2 separate regions of the Homo sapiens genome follow, and region 1 is linked to region 2. A link is an interaction called in ENCODE POLR2A ChIA-PET data of the cell type or tissue named here. Cell type or tissue: MCF 10A. All regions are shown on one strand. Links, peaks and the distances in the headings refer to the core of each region. The heading gives the core; the rest is flanking DNA.

Region 1 (5,396 bases), core at 279-5,278, 160 kb before region 2:
TGTGATAATTTTTAACTTAAAAGCATTAAGTATCCTGTAATCCCAGCAATTTGGGAGCCTGAAGCGGGAGAATCACTCGAGCCCTAAAGTTCCAGACCAGCCTGGGCAACATCATGAGACCCTCATTTCTATTAAAAATAAATAAATAAATGATTTTTAAAAACCCGTGAAATATAAAAATAATGGAGATCACTTTTTGGTTTGGTCTGTCTTCCAATACCCTATTTGGAGGTTTACCAAGTTTGAAGAATAAGAAAAAAATTGTAACACAGACAGCCAGGACACAGGATTACTCCTGGTTCCATTATGAACTGGGTATTTGTCATTTTATAATGTTTCTATTAAAACTGATATACATAGGACAAAGACTTACACATGAATTATCTTTATTACTCTGGATCATGAATCCCAGATGAAAACCTAATATGTCTGGCTAAACTGTTTGAAGGATTTTTTTTTTTTTTCCTTAAAGGAAGGCCTAAATTCTAAGAGCAGGCTTCAAATCGCCTACATTGATGCTTCCCATCTAAAAACACATACAAATTTTGAATTTTATAATTTCTTTGTGCATTGAATTGTGTTACCCAAAAAAAGACATGTTGAAGTTCTAAACACCAGAACCGATGAATGTGACCTTATTTGGAAATGGGATCTTTGTAGAGGTAACCAAAGTAAGATGAGATCATACTGGCTCAGTCTGGGCTCTAAGTCCAACGACTGCTGTCTTTAAAAGAGGGTACTTTACTATTGTGAATAGCACAATAGCAAAGACTTGGAACCAACCCAAATGTCCAACAATGATAGACTGGATTAAGAAAATGTGGCACATATACATCATGGAATACTATACAGCCATAAAAAATGATGAGTTCATGTCCTTTGTAGGGACATGGATGAAATTGGAAACCATCATTCTCAGTAAACTATCGCAGGAACAAAAAACCAAACACCGCATATTCTCACTCATAGGTGGGAATTGAACAATGAGATCACATGGACACAGGAAGGGGAATATCACACTCTGGGGACTGTGGTGGGGAGGGGGGAGGGGGGAGGGATAGCATTGGGAGATATACCTAATGCTAGATGACGAGTTAGTGGGTGCAGCACACCAGCACGGCACATGTATACATATGTAACTAACCTGCACAATGTGCACATGTACCCTAAAACTTAAAGTATAATTAAAAAAAAAAAAAAAAAAGAACAGAGAAGAACAAGAGAATAAAGGAAAAAAGGAGAGAGAGGAAAAAAAAAAAAAAAAGAGGGTACTTTGGACACAGGCAAATCAGACGTACAGGGGTAAGATAGCTATGTCAGGACCAGAGGCAGAAATTGGAGTTAAGCTGCCACAAGCCAAGGGACATCAAGAATTGCTGCCAACCACCAGACACTAAATGAGACATGGTAGCATTCTTTCTTAAAGCCTTTGGAGGGAAGAAGACTCCACCAACACTTTGATTGCAGACACCTAGCCTCCAGGAGTGCGAGAAAATCAATTTCTATTGTTTAAAGCTACCCAGTTTGTTGTATTAATAATTTGTTATGGCAGTCCTAGGAAACTAGTGCATAGTCTGGTAGTTTACAAAGACTATACCACTGAGAAGCCAATGTGAAAGCCTAAAAGCCACACGGTTTGGCCCATAAAAAGCTTACTGCCTATGGAACATGCTTAATTAGTGCTATTTCTTTGATCAGGCCTAGCATCCCCCCTTGTCCTTGGTTGTGATGTAAGGTGATGTACTTGTCTCTGCTTATGGTCATTATCAGAAACTATAGCAATGTAATATATTCAGTGAATAATAAGAATCTGAATTAAATGAATTAAGTTGACCTGAATTAATATCATCTCGATATCTTTATTCTTTCCATTTATCTATTGCATTATAAATTTTGAAGCATTTTGATTTACAATTTTATTTCATCTTCACAAACACTATATGAAGCTGGAGAGATAGAACACACAAAAGAAAGTAGTCTGCTCATTCCTTGAGGACAGAACTGCCATTTTATACTGAATATTTTCAATGAAAGATGCTATGTGGAAAGAAGATGATGTTTTTAACTGACTCTCCATTTCCCAGATAGAAGAGAAGCTAAGTCTAGAGTGGTAGACGTGAATTTGAACGTGCCTGCCTGTGAATCTCTTTCTTTCTTTTTTCTTTTTCCACACTTCATCTGTGAATAAAGTTGGTTCATTCACTATGAATAGGCTATTTCTGCCATGAGTTCATAGGTGTTAAATGCATTTAACCTTTTCTATAATAATTTCCAAATTATGTCTAAATTTACTGATTCAATATATGGGAAACAGATCCACTAATTTGGGAAATTAAAAAAGATATTTAAGCACAATATACCCAGATTTCTTTTAAAATAATCCACCCACATAGGGAAGATAGGAGAGGAACTAAATTTTCTCATTGGTTTGCTTTTATAAATTTCTAGAACAGAGATTACTATCCATGGTACATTTGGCCACAGAAAATTCAAAACTGAGCAAAATAAAAGACCCTTTGGTGATTAAGGTAACAATATGCAGTGGTACAAAAAGGGTATTAAGAAGTACAACAAATAAACAATTTTCACAAGAAGAGCAAGAATTAGTATTCTGGGCAGTTTGCCACCCGGAGTGTTCATCAGAATATGATGAAATAATTCACATTTTTGTTTATTTGCCTGAAGGAGCTTACCCACCCTAAAATCAATCTTATAAAAAGCATAAGTGCATATTCTATGCAATATAACTTCATACAAAACTGAAGCAAAGTGATCTCATGCAACACTGGATGGCAAATGTTGGGCTTTCTCTATATATAAAATAAATAGAAACAGAAATAGATGAAAAACAGCTGGAGTTCAGAATTATATGAAGTCCATATTTCCATGCACCTTTAGGTGTGATGTTATTTTGACTAAATGTTAGTATCCTCAAGGAACTTTCAGGTGCTTTGACTAATAAGTAGCTCCAGAGCCATCATAAAACAATGCACCAGGAAAGTATGTGCTCCACCCTAAAACTAAGTGCCCAAAATTCAAACAGTTTATTATGCCCAGAATGACTTACAAATAAAACATAAGTTCAGTTTTATAAGGCGACATAAAAGATTGTTACTTAAGAGGCAAACTGGTCTAGAAAGCTTTATTGCCCCCATAATTTATTATGGAATTAATCCATTGCGTGTTTGCACCAGGTCACCTCGCTGAAGGGAACCTGCATCTTATCGAAATCAGATTGAGAGGTACAAATTGAGAATCCCTAATGGAGTACTAAGCAGACTTCAAAAAGCCAAGCATATGGACCGTGTTATAGTTTCTGAATGGTTTCACTTGAGTCATAAAGTTAGCCCCCGCCTCTCCCCAAAAAAGTAGGGCTATTTTTCCTACCAGTCTGTGAATAATCTATAAAGACAAAATATTTTTTTGTGAAAATACAAAAGCAAGTTATTTTGTTTCAAAATAAAGATTTCTTCGGAATGAGCTCTTGCTTTTCTACTCTTTTGGTTCCTTACTATCAGAATTCTGAAAATATATTTGAATATCTCATCGTAAAATATGATAATTATATGAGCTAATACCTATGTTAATTAGCTCAATTTAGCCATTCTACAATGTATACATATTTCAAAACATCATGTTGTACACAGTGAATATGTATATATAATTTTTAATTAGTAATTAAAATTTAAACAATATATATATTTGCACAAAAATGTCAGAGGAAGTATAATAGGACATTTATTATTATATACTTAGGAAGATGTCAATTACTTCTTAAGATACAACAGTTTTATCCATCAAGCCTTACTGACTGCAAACCTAAGGTGACATTTTATGGAAGACTTGCTGACTGCAAAGTATCAGAACATCACATATTTAAATGATGCTCTTTTTAACAAAAAGTGGCATTATACATTAGACAAAATATCAGGTTAGTGAGTCAGAAAAACTGAATTTGGATACTTCATCACTTATTAATCATCTAAGCTATTATAAAATTCATTTATCTTCAACTCTAAATTAGGGAAAATAATAACTACAAGCCTTCTGAAGGTTAAATGTCATTGAGAGGGTCAAATGAGATTCAGTTTGTGAAAATATTTACATCTGTAAATTGTATTAACCTATAAGGCATTTTTATTAATAGATCTACTTAATCCATGAATAAATGATTCATGTAGCAATGTTTAATACCATTTTAAACTTTCTAAAAGAAAGCATAAATCTTTAGTTAACGATGGTATCTTTTTCATACTTCAATAATACCTAAACTATGTCATTAATACATTAAGTGAATATCACTTCCTTCCATAAATATAGGTGATATACATACACAAAAGTAAACATATATTTCCACATATATGTTAACTTTACATTTACAGGTACCAGTAAAATCTAGAAATTGTGTCTATAAAAAATATAGAAGAAATATGTGTATATAATAGCCAAATCTCCCCTATCAATTTTTTTCCTAAAAGTGAGTATAAAATAAATATATTTCTACTTAAAGCATTTTTTCTTAAGTGTTTTGTTTTATTTTGGATACCTTTATACATATGATGAATAAAAGGACAGGATGACAGTATTAAGATAAAGCACCATGTTTCAAGGCATTAAGATAAGGTAAGAGGGAAGGTGTTTTCCTTTACTCTCAGGTTTACATCCTACTTTATCTTTGATACCCATCTCTTTATATTTTTCTTTGTCAGTATTTTACTGACAATAAATTTTGGTAGCTTTAACTTTCTTTTAACAATAATTTTTACTTATGTTGATTTATAAAAAAGAGCTTAGCCTTCAATCCTACCATGAAGTATTTTATGTCTTTAGAGACTTGAAAGCCCAGCAATTTATTTTTCTCTGTCTCTTATGTGCTACTGCAAGCCTGGAATTTGACCCATAACTTCAACTAAAGACCCCATTCACCTATCACTTTTCAAAATGTTTAACCAAACACTCTTAACTAGTCAAAAGTCAGCGATAGGAGAGCCTCCTACTGTGCATCTTCAGTGTGGCGTGGCTCACTGACAGCTGGAGAGACGGCTCTTGCTAAGCATATTTGATGTGCCCTGGTTTATGTCTCCTCTGTTTTACTGGAAAAGCCTTCAACAGGTCACTGGCTGGGCCTTCACAGCTGAGCACTAAAGATGAGAAGTGTAAATGATGATTAAGTGTGGGCACGACTCTCAGATTTCCAGAGTCCCAGCCTCACAGGTGTTCACATTGCAGCTGGAACTAAGGTCTCATTTTATCAGAAGTTGAGTATCTGCTTTAATTGTGGAAAGTATAAGGTATTGACTAAAAGGCAGTGGTTTTGCTGATCGATGCTGTTGTAGAGAAAGCTGATAAGTTTAACAAAATGTTTTAGAGAAAAATCTTCTGGAGCCAGTGAAGTA
Region 2 (5,396 bases), core at 67-5,066:
TAAAGATAGGGAAGATGAGCATTTTGTTTAGAGGAAGGAGAAAGGGAAGCTTCTTGAAATTAAAGGAAAGGGTAACGGATAAATTTCTCATCTGGGGTGAAACATCACAGACTTCAAAATTCAGGGCATCGACATTCAGGCAAGGAGCAGCTACATCTATCTCTAACCCTCCCTGATTTATGAAGTAAGATATCCTGATATTCTGCTTGGCTTGGTAGTAGGTAAAACAGCCTACAGATAACAGGAAATCTCAACTGGCATATATAGATGAGACAAGGATAGGTTAATGAATGGGATCAATCAAACACATGTAGGGAAGTCAAGGCATTTTAGGCAGAGGAAATGACAAGAATAAAACGAATAGCTTTTCATTTCCACTTGCTGTCTTCTTTCCATTAATGATAGGTATAAGACAGGCAACATGGCATAATGGCTAAGAGCATGGAAACCTGATCCAGCATGAGATTGGATCCTGACTCTACCACTTATTATATGTATAACTCTGTGATAGGTCATATGTAAACAATTCCCAAGGACAAACTCATGTGATGGCTCCAAAACATACAGCAGCTGAGGGAATGACTGCAGTAGTCCTAATGGGAAATTTGGGTTGCATACTTTCAGTGCTTGATTCTCCTAATCTGTAAAAGTGGTTTTCAACCCATCTAGAAGGCAGAGGCAAGTAATGCTGCTAAACATCCTACAGTACACAGTAGCACCTCCCACAGTAAATAATTATCCAGCCCAAAATATCAGCAGTGTCAAAGTTAAGACATCTTAATCCAAAAAATGGAGACAATAATTGTTGTGTACCGGGCTCATAAAGCTGTTGTAAGGTTTAAATATGTTAACCCTTGTAAAGCATGTAGAATAGTGCCTAGTGTTAAATGTACACAATAAAGGCCAACTAACATAAAAATAATAACGACAATGATGATAATGTCTCAAATTCTATCCTATATTACTTCTTAAAAGTACATGAAATTCATCTCACCATTGTACCCATGTATAAAGATAATTCAAGAGGCACATATCTATATGAGTAAAGAAGGCTTCTTAGACTATTTAACTGATATAAATATTTCTGGTTAAAAAGTAAAATATTATTTAGGATAGCCATTGTTCTAAGATAAATAACGAACTTAACTGCTTTTGTTTTCTCATTGAATTGTCCAAACATTTCAATGATAAATATGTTCAATTTTTTTTCTTATGACAGAATATTTGATTTTATTTAGAAGTAATATGTATTTGTAGGAAAAAGAACTGTGGTGAATTTTAATACAGAAAAATAAATATAAAACAAACACTTGAGCAGAGAAAAATATGCAACCATGACTATAAAACTAATGATGGTTATTTTCTTTCCCTACCCAGCAACAGAACTTGTATTTTCATTTCCTGTCATTCATTTATTATTTCAAAACTTGTACGGGATAGAATCCCCACAGCTGCAACATTAAAAAAAAATTTAAAAAATGAATAGTTTTAATTTTAGTTTACTTAAACATGTAAGTTTGTATTGTTGCTTTGTTTCAATTTGTTTCTTTGTTTTATCTCATATAACAAGAATTCCACCAATGTGGCGACAGTTACAATAGGTCAGGGCTCTGTTTCCATTTGTCTTTTGTTTTTCATGGTTCCATCTTCCTTCTTCTTTGGGCTTCATTATCAGACAAGTAGAAAAAAGCTAAGATACTTCTTGAGAGTCTTTTAAAGGTCCAATATACAACAACATCCAGAGATAAGAAAAGGGTTTTTATTCTTATTGAAATCATAACACCTTGGCCAGAAGTTCTCCTTCCAGCAGATTTTCCCTTTTAACTCACCGACTTACGAATAAACAAATCAAATTTTTTTTTTTTTTTTTTTTTGAGACGGAGTCTCGCTCTGTCACCCAGAGCTGGAGTGCAATGGCGCGATCTCGGCTCACTGCAAGCTCCGCCTCCCAGGTTCACACCATTCTCCTGCCTCAGCCTCCCGATTAGCTGGGACTACGGGTGCCCGCAACCACGCCCGGCTAATTTTTTGTAGTTTTAGTAGAGATGGGGTTTCACCGTGTTAGCCAGGATGGTCTCGATCTCCTGACCTCGTGATCTGCCCGCCTCAGCCTCCCAAACTGCTGCAATTACAGGAGTGAGCCACCACGCCTGGCCAAACAAGTCTATTTCAAACAGAATTATGCCATCACCAGTTTAGACAAATATGGCTTCTCTTCTAAATAAATGTTTTCCCAGAATAAATGGCTATGAGGCAGAGGAGACTATTTGATTAAAGCCGAGATTATCTTAGGAAAGAAGAAATAGAAAGGTTAGACAAGGGTTCTGTATCACTTCATCCTACACTTTAATGTGTACATGAACCATTTAGAGATCTTGATAAAGTGCCAATTTGGAACCAGTAGTCCTGTAGGTAATCTTAGATCCTGAATTTCCAATAACTTTCCAGTGATGCCAATAATCCTGGCCCCTGGACAAAAATTTGAGTAGGAAGGTGTGAGAACTTTCATTATGCACTTACTCTGAATTTGGTCTTTACTAGTACTTGAAATGCAAAGTAAAATAATCATGGTCTGTATCCTCAAGGAAATCAAGAGTAATGGGGAATTTATAGTCTAGTGTTAGTCTAGATTTCTAGTGGGAAAAGAAAAATACATGAATATATCATTACAAACTTGAAATTTGAAATATGGTTATCCTTACACTCTCAGTATAAAATAAGTTGATATTTAACTCTTATGGATTACATGCTAATGTAATCACCTTGCAAAAATATTTAAAAGTGTTAAGTCATTTATTCCTATTGATAATTTTAATAGATGTGATATGGAGATAAACTCTATATTTTATCTCTACATCTCTAGGTACCGAGATATAGTGAGTACTTTTTTAAGTTTATAATAGCTTCTCTATTCACCTAATTATTTGAAATTACTTATAAAATTATTTCTGATGTACTCAAATATTTTGTAACAACAGTGCACTTTATTGTGATAAAAATAAACGGTCTACACATTTATGGAGTTTTTTGTTAAACTTCAGAATACAAGAATTGGTTGTCATATTACTCTAGATTCTCTGAGAAGCAGGCACCAAAATAAAATTTAATGAGAAAGAAATCTCACAGAGGAAAAACCTGTGAGAGAAAATGGGGAGAGAGCTAAGGGATGCTTACAGAGTCATTAAACCATGATACTGCTAAAAAAAAAAATAATAATAATAAAAGAGGGAGGTAAATTTTACTTAGTTGGTGTGGCAGCATTTCAAACTGCCATGTATACTTAAGGCAAGTTAGGCAGTTAGGCAAGGCAGATGAAGAGTCCTCAAGCCAAAGCTGTGCATCAGAGGACAGCTGCATCTCCCAGGAACAGGCCTGCGTTGGTATCCTGCCATACTCAATCTTTGGGAGTAGCCTGAGGTTGTCCATCAGCGCAAGAATCTATGTGAATTTCAAAGCACTGCTGCTAGGCCCTCGGACAGTTAAGCTCCCTGCAGCTAGAGACCTGAGAGGCACATTCTCATGGACATCATGGTTATATCAAATAGACAGTGTCCTTTGCAGAGCTAATAGAGCCAAGCCAAGTTCCTTACATTTAAATTTGTTCTATTCAGCCATAGGCATAAAGTGACAATTGATCTAAAGGTGCTTTCTGATATCTTGAAAATAACTCCAGGAACAGTGTGAATAAGAAGAGGCGAGAACCACCCCCGGACCGACCAAAGCCCGCGCGCCACTGCATCCCGTGCCCAGTGCCTACGTCCAGCCGCTGTCGCCGCCACCATGCCCAGGAGAAAGGCTGAAGGACATAAAGTCAAGGTGAAGGATGAACCACAGAGAAGATCCGCGAGGTTGTCTACTAAACCTGCTCCTCCAAAGCCAGAGCCTGAGCCTAAAAAGGCCCCTGCAAAGAAGACAGAGAAGGTACCCAAAGGGAAAAAAAGAAAAGCTGATGCAGGCAAGGAGGGGAATAAGCCTGCAGAAAAGAGAGATGCCAAAACAGACCAGGCACAGAAAGCTGAAGGTGCTGGAGATGCCAAGTGGAGTGTGTGCCTTTTTGACTGAGTGTGTACTTCTGGTGGCTGTACAGTTTGAAATACTATTCTGATCAAGTTTTATAAAAATGCAGAATCTTGTTTTACTTTTTTTAAGCTATGTTGTTAGCACACAGAACACTTCATTGGTATTTTAGGGGGAAGGGGCATATGTAACTAATAGAATGTCTCTGAAGCTGGATTGATGTAGGGAAAACATCTTTCTCTTCTAGTTTTGAGGGACTTCTTTTTGGCTCCCAGGAGGAGAGATTCCCTGATTTTGCACACACGTTCACCTTGGCACAAAAGCCTTGTGGTATGGAAAAACAAATTCATTTTTATGTCCTCACTCCCTTTCCATCTTTCAGCAGAGACTTAACTCCCTAAAACCCAGCCATCTGTTGGGACCTGACCCCCAATCCTTGGTAACCAGTGTGTCAGCCAATCTGGACTTCCAGTGATGCCACTGAGATGGCACCTGTCAAAAGAGCATTGGTTCCCGTTTCTAGATTGTGGATTTTAAGATAAATTCTGCCATTTTCATTTCACTTCCTGAAAGTCAGGGTCAGCTCATGAAAAGTTGTTAAACAACACACTAAATGTGAAATGTCAACCCTCACTCTAAACTTTCCCTGTTCAGAGCATCAGATGAAGACTTCATTGAGTTTTATAGTGGCTTTCTGATTTTTGGTAGTCCATTGAAGAAGGGAGTTTGAAAGTTGCTGTATACTGTTAACGACTGTCTGCCCACGTCCTGCCTGAAATACCATGATTGTTTATGGAAAGTATCTTTAATGAAGATGGATACAGTTTGGCTTTGGAAAAAAAAGAAAATAACTTCAATTTATCTTATGTACATAAGCAAAAATATTAGATTTAAAATTCTAGTATACATGAGACTTCAGGATGCTTTGCAAAATTCTCACTTTGTGAGGAGTTAGGTATTAAAACTGGACATGCTGAAGGACACATTTCAGTACATTCCAGGAAAGCCTTAACATGAAAACTTAACACTACAGCTACTTGCTGCTGAATGGTGTAACTTGGGCAACACAGAAGTAGGAAAAAGCTAAAGTGATGAAAATCACACCTGGAAGATTCCCAATGTATTGCGTGATACACAAGCAAAGACCAAATGTTGGGAACAATATAAAAAGTATAGTGTTTAATCCATTTATAAAAGAAATCTTGAAATTTAAATACAACAGATATATGTGATGATGTCATGGTCAATTTCTTTAGCAGTATTTATTACCTTCCTTTCATAGAAATTTCTATATTAAAAAATTAATTCAGGATCATCAAAATTATTCCAGTTCCTTGAATTTTCAGTCACTGCTGTGATTTCAGTGGCATGTTCATTCA

The links. Peaks named below come from ENCODE experiments on the same cell type or tissue, not always from the same donor. Only the 100,000 strongest peaks of a DNase experiment are listed, where the experiment ranks them.
Region 1: POLR2A ChIA-PET joins it to region 2 with 5 read pairs; 2 of 35 experiments call an interaction of 5 or more read pairs at or near these places.

The regions. Positions count from the first base shown.
Region 1 is chr7:84,709,902-84,715,297 of GRCh38, forward strand. No RefSeq gene overlaps it. Among named protein-coding and RNA genes, the nearest start is that of LINC03017, 180 kb to the left of the region's middle. RefSeq lists a silencer at 4,974-5,156. In MCF 10A, for the core only: no CTCF peak of the experiment used is centred there; a DNase peak (open chromatin) is centred at 2,620.
Region 2 is chr7:84,872,881-84,878,276 of GRCh38, forward strand. It overlaps the pseudogene HMGN2P11. Among named protein-coding and RNA genes, the nearest start is that of SEMA3D, 310 kb to the right of the region's middle. In MCF 10A, for the core only: no CTCF peak of the experiment used is centred there; no DNase peak of the experiment used is centred there.